Regions from separate parts of the Homo sapiens genome. Here region 2 is linked to region 1. Evidence: chromatin loops called from intact Hi-C (ENCODE). Cell type or tissue: ascending aorta. All regions are shown on one strand. Each heading gives the region's core, and the rest is flanking DNA. Links, peaks and the distances in the headings are about the cores only.

What was found. Hi-C counts contacts between places; a loop is a spot of excess contacts. Peaks named below come from ENCODE experiments on the same cell type or tissue, not always from the same donor. Only the 100,000 strongest peaks of a DNase experiment are listed, where the experiment ranks them.
Region 2: it touches region 1 in a loop (4-fold over the local background); 12 of 110 quality-filtered maps call a loop at or near these places.

What each region holds. Positions count from the first base shown.
Region 1 is chr1:9,872,142-9,877,516 of GRCh38, forward strand. The region is part of intron 3 of CTNNBIP1 (catenin beta interacting protein 1); the gene reads right to left. Among named protein-coding and RNA genes, the nearest start is that of CTNNBIP1-AS1, 27 kb to the left of the region's middle. RefSeq lists enhancers at 1-141, 142-1,069 and a silencer at 2,815-3,014. In ascending aorta, for the core only: a CTCF peak has its summit at 2,914 (motif pointing right); a DNase peak (open chromatin) is centred at 2,930; H3K4me3 peaks cover 1,104 bases; H3K27ac peaks cover 1,697 bases.
Region 2 is chr1:10,334,930-10,340,304 of GRCh38, forward strand. KIF1B (kinesin family member 1B) reads left to right here. Exons shown (of 49, transcript NM_001365951.3): 29 at 1,728-1,813; 30 at 2,145-2,274; 31 at 2,442-2,604; 32 at 4,840-4,930. Among named protein-coding and RNA genes, the nearest start is that of PGD, 61 kb to the right of the region's middle. In ascending aorta, for the core only: a CTCF peak has its summit at 3,312 (motif pointing left); no DNase peak of the experiment used is centred there.

The DNA.
Region 1 (5,375 bases), core at 162-5,161:
GGACAATGACACCTGCTAGTGACCCTCACTCCTCCCAGGAGCCGCTTTCCACCCACAGTCTCCCTTCTGGGAGCATGGGGCAGGTGGCGAGGTGCTGGGTTCCTTTCTCACCCATGCTGGTCCCAGCAGGCTGAACTGAGCAGCTCTGTTCTCCAGCAGGCGCTGCAAGGGCTGGCCTGCCTGCTGCCTCTGTGCATGAAGCTGCTGCGTCCAGGAAAACTGAGATGACCTGGACTGCTGGTTGTTTCTACCTGTGAATCACCCCAGAGCAAAGCTCCTGCTACAAGCCACAGGACACGTGGTGCATGAAGCCCCAAATGTCCCAGGTTTTCAGAACAACTTCCACAAGGGGCAAAAAAGTGATGGGATCAGAGGCAACTGGTTAGGGCCTTTGGCTCGAGAAACTGTGAGATCAGTGCCCAGCCCCCAAACACTGAGACAGCTCCCTCGGCAAAAGCCCCTGACAAGTTTAAGAGGCCAGGGTTGTGGCTCCTGGGCTGGGCTCCAAGGGGTCCCTTGATGGAAAGACGCTGGCCCAGGGTTGCAGGGCTTGCTACCTCAGCCCTCACAAACCCACCCCACCTGTCAGAGGGTAGCTCCTGCAGGCAGCTGGGAAGGCCAGCAGCGTGTCCACATGCAGCAGGGACCTAACCTGTAGAAAGTCCCCAGGAGAGAAGTCCAGAGCCCCCTCCCTCCAGGAGGAGCTGGAGGAGAGGAAGCTGGGTATGGAGGGGCTTGGGTTACACACTGGTAACTCCTGGATGAGTCAGAAATAACGCAGCAGCTGCTGGGGTGGAGCCTTATCAGCCCTGGTGCCAAGGAACTGCGCTCGGAGAACCACGGAACCAAGCTGGCAGGCCAAGAACACTCCTCACACCATCCATCCCTCCAGGACCAGCAAACCCTGGACCAGCGGGCTTTCCCAGGCAGGGTGGCTCTCTGTGCAGAGGGCAGCCTCAGCAATGTGCCAGAGCCCGGGCAGCAGCCTCCCTGTAGGTACTTGTCAACTGCTCATTCCCCATAAGCTAATGGGGCCCTCATCCTAAAAGTGCACACAATAAGCTAATAGCAGCTGCATGCTGGATGCGGCATAGGTCTCTTTCCAGCAACTTCTGCTAAACCCCTACAGCCCAGACTCTATTACTCTGTCTGCTCCCCTTCCACCTCCTCCTGGGCCCAGAAAATGGCCTAAGTGATAACTGGGAGCTAGGAAAGAGGAGTAAACTGCCTCAGGAATGGTCTCTGATGAGAAGGACCCCCAGCCACTCCCCAGGGCCAGGCTGCGTCCCAGCATGGGGAAGGCCATAATTTCCTGTGCAGCTGAGCAGGGAAGCTCTGTTCTGGGGTATCACTCCTCGCACTGACCCATTCTCACTTCCTTCCACTTCACTAGATGTGGAGCACTGCCAATCTGGAGCTGGACTCCACACAGCCTTGTGGGGTGAACCTTGCACCCCGAACCTGGGTGTGGATGATGATGCGGTCTCCACCTCTTCCCCAGTGGCCACCTGGATCTGGGTTACTATGTAACCTCCTCATGATCCCCCTACTTCCTTTCTTGTCCTTTTCTCTACACAATAGCCAGAATGATCTTATTATTGATTATTTTTTGACACAGGGTCTCCCTCTGTCGCCCAGGCTGGAGTGTAGTGGCGCGATCATAGCTCACTGCTGCCTCAACCTGCTGGGCTTTAGCAATCCTCCCAACTCAGCCTCCTGAGTAAGCTAGGGCCACAGGTGCACATCACCACGCTTGGCTAATTTAAAAACATTTTTTTGTAGAGACAGGGTCTTGCTATGTTGCCCAGGCTGGTCTCAAACTCCTGGGCTCAAGTGATCCTCCCACCTCATCCTCCCCAAAACAGATGATATCACTCCTACCTTAAACCTACCTGAGAATGCATCTCATAATCCTTGCCAAGACCCTGCCAGGGCTCCGCTGTCAGCCCTGCCTCCCTCTCCAGCCTGTCTCTTCTTCCTCTTCCCCTTGCTCTGCCTTCCTGGCACTCGTCCGTTCTAGAACATGCGGAGAAGCTCTTTCCCTCTGGCAGCCTTTGTACTGGGTGTCCCCTAAGCCAGGAACTGGCTTCTTTCCATCCTTTGTCTTGGTGTAAAGGCACCTTCCTAGGGAAGCCTTCCCTGGCAGTTGCTCTGGTGCCCAGGAGTACAGTGGTATGATCAGAACTCACTGCAGCCCTGAACTCCTGGGCTTAAGCGATCCTCCTGCCTCAGCCTCCTAACTAGCTGGGACCACAGAAGCATGCCACAACACCCTGCCACTTTTAAATTTTTTTGTAGAGGTCTTGTTATGTTGCACAGCCAGGTTGGTCTCAAATTCCTGGTCTCAAGCAATCCTCCTGCCTTGGTCTCCCAAAATATTGGAATTAACAGGCATGAGCCACCATGCCCGCCTGTCCTGATTTTCTGAAAGTGCCCTGTTGGAGAACTTGCTTATTGTCTCTGCCCACTGCCCACTGCCAAGGCCAGGGCCCCCTCTGCTGTGCTCACCCCTGTCCTCCGGGAGACTAGCACTTGGCAGGCACTTAATAAATACTGCCCGCTTGGCTAAATGGAATAGTGAAACAGCCTGTGGTGTCTGAGCTTCTCCCACTCTGCAATATCCACACCCATCTAGGCCCAAATGTCATTGTGTTAAGAGACCAAGTACCTAACCCAGTCTCCCATAACCAAATTTAGCTTTTCCAAAGGACTCACACTTTCAAAGTAGTGGGCCTTGGGCTATTGTGTTCTCCAAAGAACATCTGAAATGCTCCGTAAAGCCTTTGAGCTGGGAGTTAGGGCTTCCAAGAGTAAAAACCTTCCAATTCTGTCCTGTGCCTAAGGGCTAGTTTTCATTTGCTCTCTCCTGGTGAGAGACAGGGTGAAATACAAGGACCTGGCCACTAGGTGTCGCCAAACACAAAAGCGCCAGCGTTGCTTCCTCCCCACCCCCAGCAGGTTCTCCCAGGGCCCCAGACCACCCGGTTCGAGCCGACCAGTCCTTAGCCGACGTGGGAAGCAGATCACTCCTGCTCTGGCTCTCCCTATTCCAATCGTACTATCACAAACCACACTCCAGCCCCGGGTCCCAGGGCAAGATCTATTTATTCATTCAGAGAGCCACCCCTGCCCAGGGAAGGACTGGTGTCTGGTTTTTGCCGCCGCATCCACCCAGGAGCCAGTGGTCCAGGTACACAGTAGGTGCTTCCCAGAGGAGCGTCAGTTCCATATCAAAGACTGCTTCCATCACAGACCGCCTCCATGGGGCCGGCTTTACAGAATGTTGCCCTGTCCAACAAGCCTTCTATGAACAGCTCGCACTGATAGGTGCCGCCCCGTCTTCCCGGCTGGTGCAGCCTCGCCGTCCCGGGGACACCTCACACTGGGATTCCTAGGGCTTGGGCTGCCCAGCTGTGGGCCTGCGGTGTCGTCTGCGCCTGCATTTTGGAGCCAGGCTACTCCTGCTTCAACTCACTTCCCTGCAAGAGACAGTTCTTCTCGCTACAGAGAAGACCCTTGACTTGTCTTTTCTAAAAAGCGTGGTCATGGAGAATTCTTCCAGCTCTAGTTTGAGCTGATTCCGCCCTGCTGCCTAACAAGAGGGCACACTCAGGGCTGGATCTGGAGCAGAAATGCAGCCAGGAGCACATGTTCCCACCCTTCCCATTCCAACCCAAACAGAAACACCGTGACTGGCTTACATAATTCTCTCCTCTGCAGTAAGGGTGTCAGTGTGGAGCAAACTCATAATTGGAGAGAATAAATCATAATCAACCCAAACAATACAGACATTTCAGTCATGGTGCTCAACGAGTATATTAAAGTATGTCTCTGTTTGTTGCCTATACAAGCAAACGTGCTATTATATTTTTATCACAATTCTGACAAGCATCAGATTCATTTCACTTGAGAAATCTTATTTTCCCCTGTAGGGATCAAAAACTGGTCTCCATTAAACTATGTTTAAATTACATAAACTAAAACTGCAACTAAATTAGACACACTAATTATTCATCCAGTCCTTGAACGTGAGAACCAAAAGTAATGATGGTTCTCAATTATGGTCTCTTGGCTATTCCCATAAACATTCCAGCGTCTAAAATGGGGTGGCGCTTCCACTCCAAATCCTAAGAAAATTTCTATTAGCTGCCCAAGTCAGAGGTAAGCCAAAAAAAGGAAAATGAAAAGAAACAGGCCAGGCACAGTGGCTCATGCCTGTAATCCCAGCACTTTAGGAGGCCGAGGCGGGCAGATCACCTGAGGTTAAGAGTTTGAGACTAGCCTGGCCAACATGGTGAAACCCAGTCTCTATAAAAAATACAAAAAATTAGCTGGGCGAGGTGGCAGACACCTGTAATCCCAGCTACTCGGAGACCGAGGCAGGAGAATCGCTTGGACCTGGGAGGCGGCAGTTGCCTGGAGCCAAGATCATGCCACTGCACTCCAACCTGAGCGACAGAGTGAGACTCCATTTCAAAAAACAAAAACAATAAAACAGAAAAGAAACAACAGGCAACTATTAACTATCCAAATGAATGGTGAAGGGACAGGTCCATGGTTATTTATTATGTAGTAGGCAACCACACATTCTGCAAAAAGTGGGTGCCATCCCAGAAAATGACATCTGATTGGGGCAAATACAATGAAAAGACATTAAGGTACATACCTTCAATTTAGACACAGAGACACACTCCTGCTATACATACACACACACACACACACACACACACACACACACACACACACACAGTTCAGAGCTGCCTCTCTGTTGAAGGAAGCTTGGCTGGTCAGGAAAGGATGGTGAGGAAGTGGCTCCTGACCACTGTGAAAGGTCCACACAACGGGAGAACTGGCCTTGGCTCCACAGGCCACAACACGTTCTCAGGGAAACACCCAAGGGCATCTGTAAGAGGCACGCTCAGATGCCACACTTCTTCCCAGCCTTTGCAGGGACCTAATCTCGACCACCATGTAATCTCCAGCATTTAAGCAGTTGATCTCACTTTAGAAGAATTAGGAGGTAGTGCAAGAGGGACCTGGAGAACAAGACTGCTGAAAGTCACATGCGGCAGTTGGAGGCTGGACGGCTGTGGCTCCCTGTATGGGTCTCTGTCTGGGAAATGCAACCCATTCTAATAAAGAGCTTTGAAAGCTGGCCTCGCTTTGACAGGCACGAGTGGCCCTGAATACAAACACAGCCACCTGCACTCCTTTTTATTTTTAAACTGGAAGCTAATGCTCTTGAACATCCACATTTATCTATGTTAGAATATTCACTTATACCCAGGGCGGTCTTGCACCTGCTAGGAAGATGTCAAGTAAGCTCAGGCGAGGCCAGGGAGCAAAGCTGCTCCTTCAGACACATGAGCTGCCTC
Region 2 (5,375 bases), core at 289-5,288, 460 kb after region 1:
CATTGGTGTGTTGTTTTTTTTTTTTTTGAGACAGGGTCTCACTTTGTCGTCCAGGCTGGAGTGCAATGGTGCAATCATATCTCACTGCATCCTTCACCTCCAGGCTCAGCCATCCTCCCACCTCAGCCACCTGAATAGCTGGAACTACAGATGCACACCACCATCCCAGCTAATTTTTAAGTTTATAAATTTTATAGAGTTGGGGTCTCATTATGCTGCCCAGCATAGTCTCGATCGAACTCCTGAGTTCAAGTGATCTTCCTGCCCTGGCCTCCCAAAATGTTAGGATTACGGGTGTGGGCCATTGCACCCGGCCAGTCATTGGCCTTTTATTTTGTTTTGAGACGGAGTGTCGCTCTATTGCCCAGGCTGGAGCGCAGTGGCACAATCTCAACTCACTGCAATCTCTGCTTCCTGGGTTCAAGCGATTCTCATGCCTCAGCCTCCCTAGTAAATGGGATTACAGGTGCCCACCATCACACCCAGGTAATTTTTATATTTTTAGTAGAAACGAAGTTTCACCATTTTGGCCAGGCTGGTCTGAAACTCCTGACCTCAGATGATCTGCCCACCTCGGCCTCCCAAAGTGCTGGATTACAGGCGTCAGCCACTGCACCCAGCCTGGCCTAAATAATATATCTTAACTGCTTCATTATTAACAAAGGATTGTTAGGCCTTTGTCTTGCTTAGTTGTTGTTTTTTTGTTTGTTTGTTTTTTTCTCAGAGTACTTGTAATAGACATTTGTTTGGCTGTTGTTTTGTAATGCACGGGTCAAGCTGATATAAGCTGATTGTGGTGGCTCGTGCCTGTAGTCCCAGCTACTTGGGAGGCTGAGGCAGGATTGCTTGAGCCCAGGAGTTTGAGGCCAACCTGGGCAACATAGTGAGACCCCATCTCTTAAAAAACAATTGAAAAAAAAAAAAGATTTTGGTATTTTCCATTTTTCCATGATCCAGCCTATGTTCTGAGGAAAGAATGTGGTCATTTGCTGTAATCTTTCTGTCTTAATTCCCAAATGCTGGGCTGTGTCCAGTGACCTTTCAGCCTTTCCCCTATGGAAACTTGTGACACAATCACCAGTGTTGAGTATATGGAAGTCTCCTCCACAAGTACAATATAATATTTTCAAATACTTGTTGGGTATTATTGACTATTATCTTGCCAGCATGGAGACAGTCAGGATTTCTAGGTATGACATTTGAACAATCTCAAGAATAAAACTGATTCTTTTTTTTTGAGACGGAGTCTCGCTCTGTTGCCCAGGCTGGAGTGCAGTGGTGCAATCTCGGCTCACTGCAACCTCCGCCTCCCGGGTTCAAGCAATTCTCCTGCCTCAGCCTCCTGAGTAGCTGGGATTACAGGTGCCCGCCACCACGCCCGGCTAATTTTTGTATTTTTAGTAGAGACGGGGTTTCACCATGTTGGTCAGGCTGGTCTCGAACTCCTGACCTCGTGATCTGCCCACCTCAGCCCCTCAAAGTGCTGGGATGACAGGCGTGAGCCACCGCACCCGGCCTGAAACCGATTCTTTATTGACTAGTCTCATTTGAGCTGAGGAAGTTGATAAATCTACATGAATAGAGTGCGAAGCAGCCCATGCCGTGTTACTACTTTGGTATCATTCTCTCATGCCAAAGACTTGAGTTTATAATCCAGCAAGAGCTTTTTCCCTCCCTCCCCCTGTGTAGTCTCACTCAATTCTTGCTAATTTTTTTTTCTGCTTTAGCGGATGAAGAAGCTCCTGATTATGGCTCTGGAATTCGACAGTCAGGAACAGCTAAAATATCTTTTGATAATGAATACTTTAATCAGGTGAGAAACCGTCAGGAAGAAGGAAAACCCTGTGGAAAGAGAAAGAATGTTCAGCATTGGAGATCAGTTCTCCTGTAAAACTGAAAAATACAGGGTGCTGGTTGCCACAGAGTAGTTCAATAGAATATGGGACATGTCTAACAATTATGAAGGTAAAGGTGTATAGACTCAATATTCATATTTTATTCATTGCCTTTCCTCAGACAGCCCTCAGTCCATATAATTTTCCAGTCACTATTATTTGTTGGACAGATAAACAGAAGTAAGGCAACTGGGGAAAAATACGTTTTTATACTACTTTACCATGTATCTGCCCCTGCCTTTTTTTCAGAGTGACTTTTCGTCTGTTGCAATGACTCGTTCTGGTCTGTCCTTGGAGGAGTTGAGGATTGTGGAAGGACAGGGTCAGAGTTCTGAGGTCATCACTCCTCCAGAAGAAATCAGTCGAATTAATGACTTGGGTATGTAGACATAGTTTACTGTGCTTGGGGACATTTTCGACAAAGGGAAAATATTGACCATTATCAAGGGACATAGTGGCCTTCATCAACTAGGAATGGAAAGCATGCCCAACTCCCTCCTCTTTGCATTATTTGAACCATCTGTGTCTTCATTTGACCCTCTTTAGATTTGAAGTCAAGCACTTTGCTGGATGGTAAGATGGTAATGGAAGGGTTTTCTGAAGAGATTGGCAACCACCTGAAACTGGGCAGTGCCTTCACTTTCCGAGTAACAGTGTTGCAGGCCAGTGGAATCCTCCCAGAGTATGCAGATATCTTCTGTCAGTTCAAGTAAGCTGCCCCTTTGCTCTGCCTCCCAGCTAGCTGCTAACCGAGGTGACATCTCTTGTGCACTGTAGAGTGCTTTACATGTGTGAGGGATTAACACTCTTGAGACAAAGACTGATCAGTCTCTGAAGGAAAATACTTTCATCACTCCTATGGGAGTGAGAACCAGAAACCTGTCCTGGAATGCAACAGGGTTCCCTGGCAGGAGGAGCATGCTGCACATCCTGCTGCAGGGCTCTGCTGTGAGCGGTCCCCCTTTACCAGGAATGTAGGGTCTGATCACATAAGCCTGTTGATGAGTCTTTCTAGTCCTCTTCATGTTGAAATGTCTTATTAATAAGCCTGAAAGCAATGACTTATCTAGCTAGCAATTACGCCTATTTAATACTCGGGAAAAGGAAAATTTAAACAATGTAAAGAAGGATAAATTCTACATCAACTGAAAAAAGCTAGTATGTAGGGAAGATGTGATACCTCTCATTTCTCATCTACATAGGACTTGCTCTTTCCCGCGGCCCTCTCAAACCCTGTGCTCTGGATGCTTTCTTCTCAAGACTGCCCCAGGAAAACATTTTTTTGTGAATCTTCAGTTTTAATACCTCCAAACTTCAATTTGTCTTTTCAGTACTTGGAAAGGGCCACAGTACAAGAGACTGAAGTGTGACCCCTCCATACCTACCGCCCTCAGTTTGCCACTGGTGCCACCAAGAGGCTGCTTTGGGTTCTGCCATCCCTCTCCCCTCAGAATGTGCCTTGGCCGTCCCATGGGTCCTAGTGCAGTTTATAAAGCTTTTGTATAGGTTTTATCACAGAAAATTGAGTCAAATGTGATTTAAATTAAATGTGATCACTATATAGTAAGCCACTAATATCATTTGCTACAAGTCATAGTTGTTGGAATATTACCCATTGAGCATTGATTTCACCTATTTAATGTGTTTTCACTCATACCCTCAAACTTAGGGCAGGATAGTGTTCACCAGATGAATCTGTTTTTTGGAACTGTTGCTATTATTCTAATCAGGCAACTGATACGTTTTATGGAAAACATCTATTTGGTTAACTGATGTCTGAAGTGACAATAATAGTGAGTTGACCTTTGTCCTACAATCTCCTAAAAAGAGCAGCATCTCTACCTGGTGTTAGCTCTGGGGAAAAGGGCATGTTGCTTCTGTTGAAAGCAGCCTCAAAGGCGTCCTGTGTTTTTATAGTCGCTCCTCTGGCCTGTGCCGGGAAGGTATGGCTGCAGAGCACTGTGAATGAGTTCACCTGTCGTCAGGGAACCCCAGGAATGCTGCGGTGCCAGCAATACAGGAATCAGGGATTTGGAGCACTTGGCAAAAGCATGCTAGTGTTCTCAGACGGGTGAACTAATTTGGAAGACAACAAGTTCATATTACCAGTCTGTCTGTCCCCCCAGTTGAAAATAGTTTCTTTTTCTCCATTTTTTCTTGATGGAAGGGGTGTCCTTCTGATGGATTTTTCTATCTGGCAGTAAATCTTTGTGTTGGGTCCTCTTTAACTGTGCAGTTCTTTTTATTTCAGACTAATAATAGGGAGAGAGAGAGAGAGAACGATAACATCTCACTATCTGTGAAAATAACTAAATATAGCCCATTGTTTTAACAAATCTTTCCAGAGTATCTTCTGTGTGTCGAGACCTGTGGGAAAACGCTTGCTGTCTGGGGGAGAGAGGCATATAAATACATTATTACAGTGAAATCATTGCTATTAAGGAAAAAAACATTACTAGTAATGTGGGAACACAAAGCTGCCAGGGTAAGTCAGGAAAGACTGCCTGGAAGAGGTGACATTTGAATCCACAACAGACTCTTATGTAACTATGCCATCCACAGGCTCTCGCACTAACTGTGGAAGCTTGAGTCTGCTAAATTTTGTCTGTACAAAATGACATTGTTTTTATTTTTAGTAAAAAGCTTTTACAAAGGAAGAGGAGTTAATTGAATGTACTTCTTCACTCTCTCTAAAGCATTCTTGCATATACCTCCATATAGCTAAGTGATCAGGGTCAGTTAATTTTTCAGTCATTTTTGAAATAAAATCTAAAATGCCCTCTGTGCAATATGGAAAAGGTTCTTGACAAGGAAAGTAAATAACTTAAAGAATCTGCTTAAGTGGAATGCTTCTTTCTGTAGGATCCACATTGGGCTCTTGAAAGAGATTCTGATAAAACCGTTTAATGCATTGTTCACGAGTCTTTTTATTTTTTTTATGAAGCTTTTTGCATCGCCATGATGAAGCATTCTCCACGGAGCCCCTCAAAAACAATGGCAGAGGAAGTCCCCTGGCCTTTTATCATGTGCAGAATGTAAGTGACATGGACCTTTTTGCCAAACATATGTTTTTCTGGTACCTTGGCTTTCTCAGCCCGGGAAGGGTGATAAGAAGAGGTACAAGTCACTGGCTGTGCAGGGGGAGAGTAGACAATAGAGGGCGTGGCTAGAGTGGTGAGGTCATCCACAGCGGCCTGAGCAGCAAGCCTTCTTGTCTGTGTTACAGTGGGCCTAGTGAATGTGGGTTCGTCTGCCAATAAAATCTTCCATCAGTTTGAATGCAATGAGTTGTTTTAGTGTTTCTGTCCTAGAAAAATAAGCATGCTTAATAAGAGTTTTATTAAAGTGAATGCATTGTCCTTTAAACCCTAAGATACTTATGTTGCTCGATTGCAAATAACATAAAAAATATCAAATACCTTCTGTAGCTAAATTAAGATTTAGATCTGTTTTCCTTGCAACTGATAGTATAATTAACAC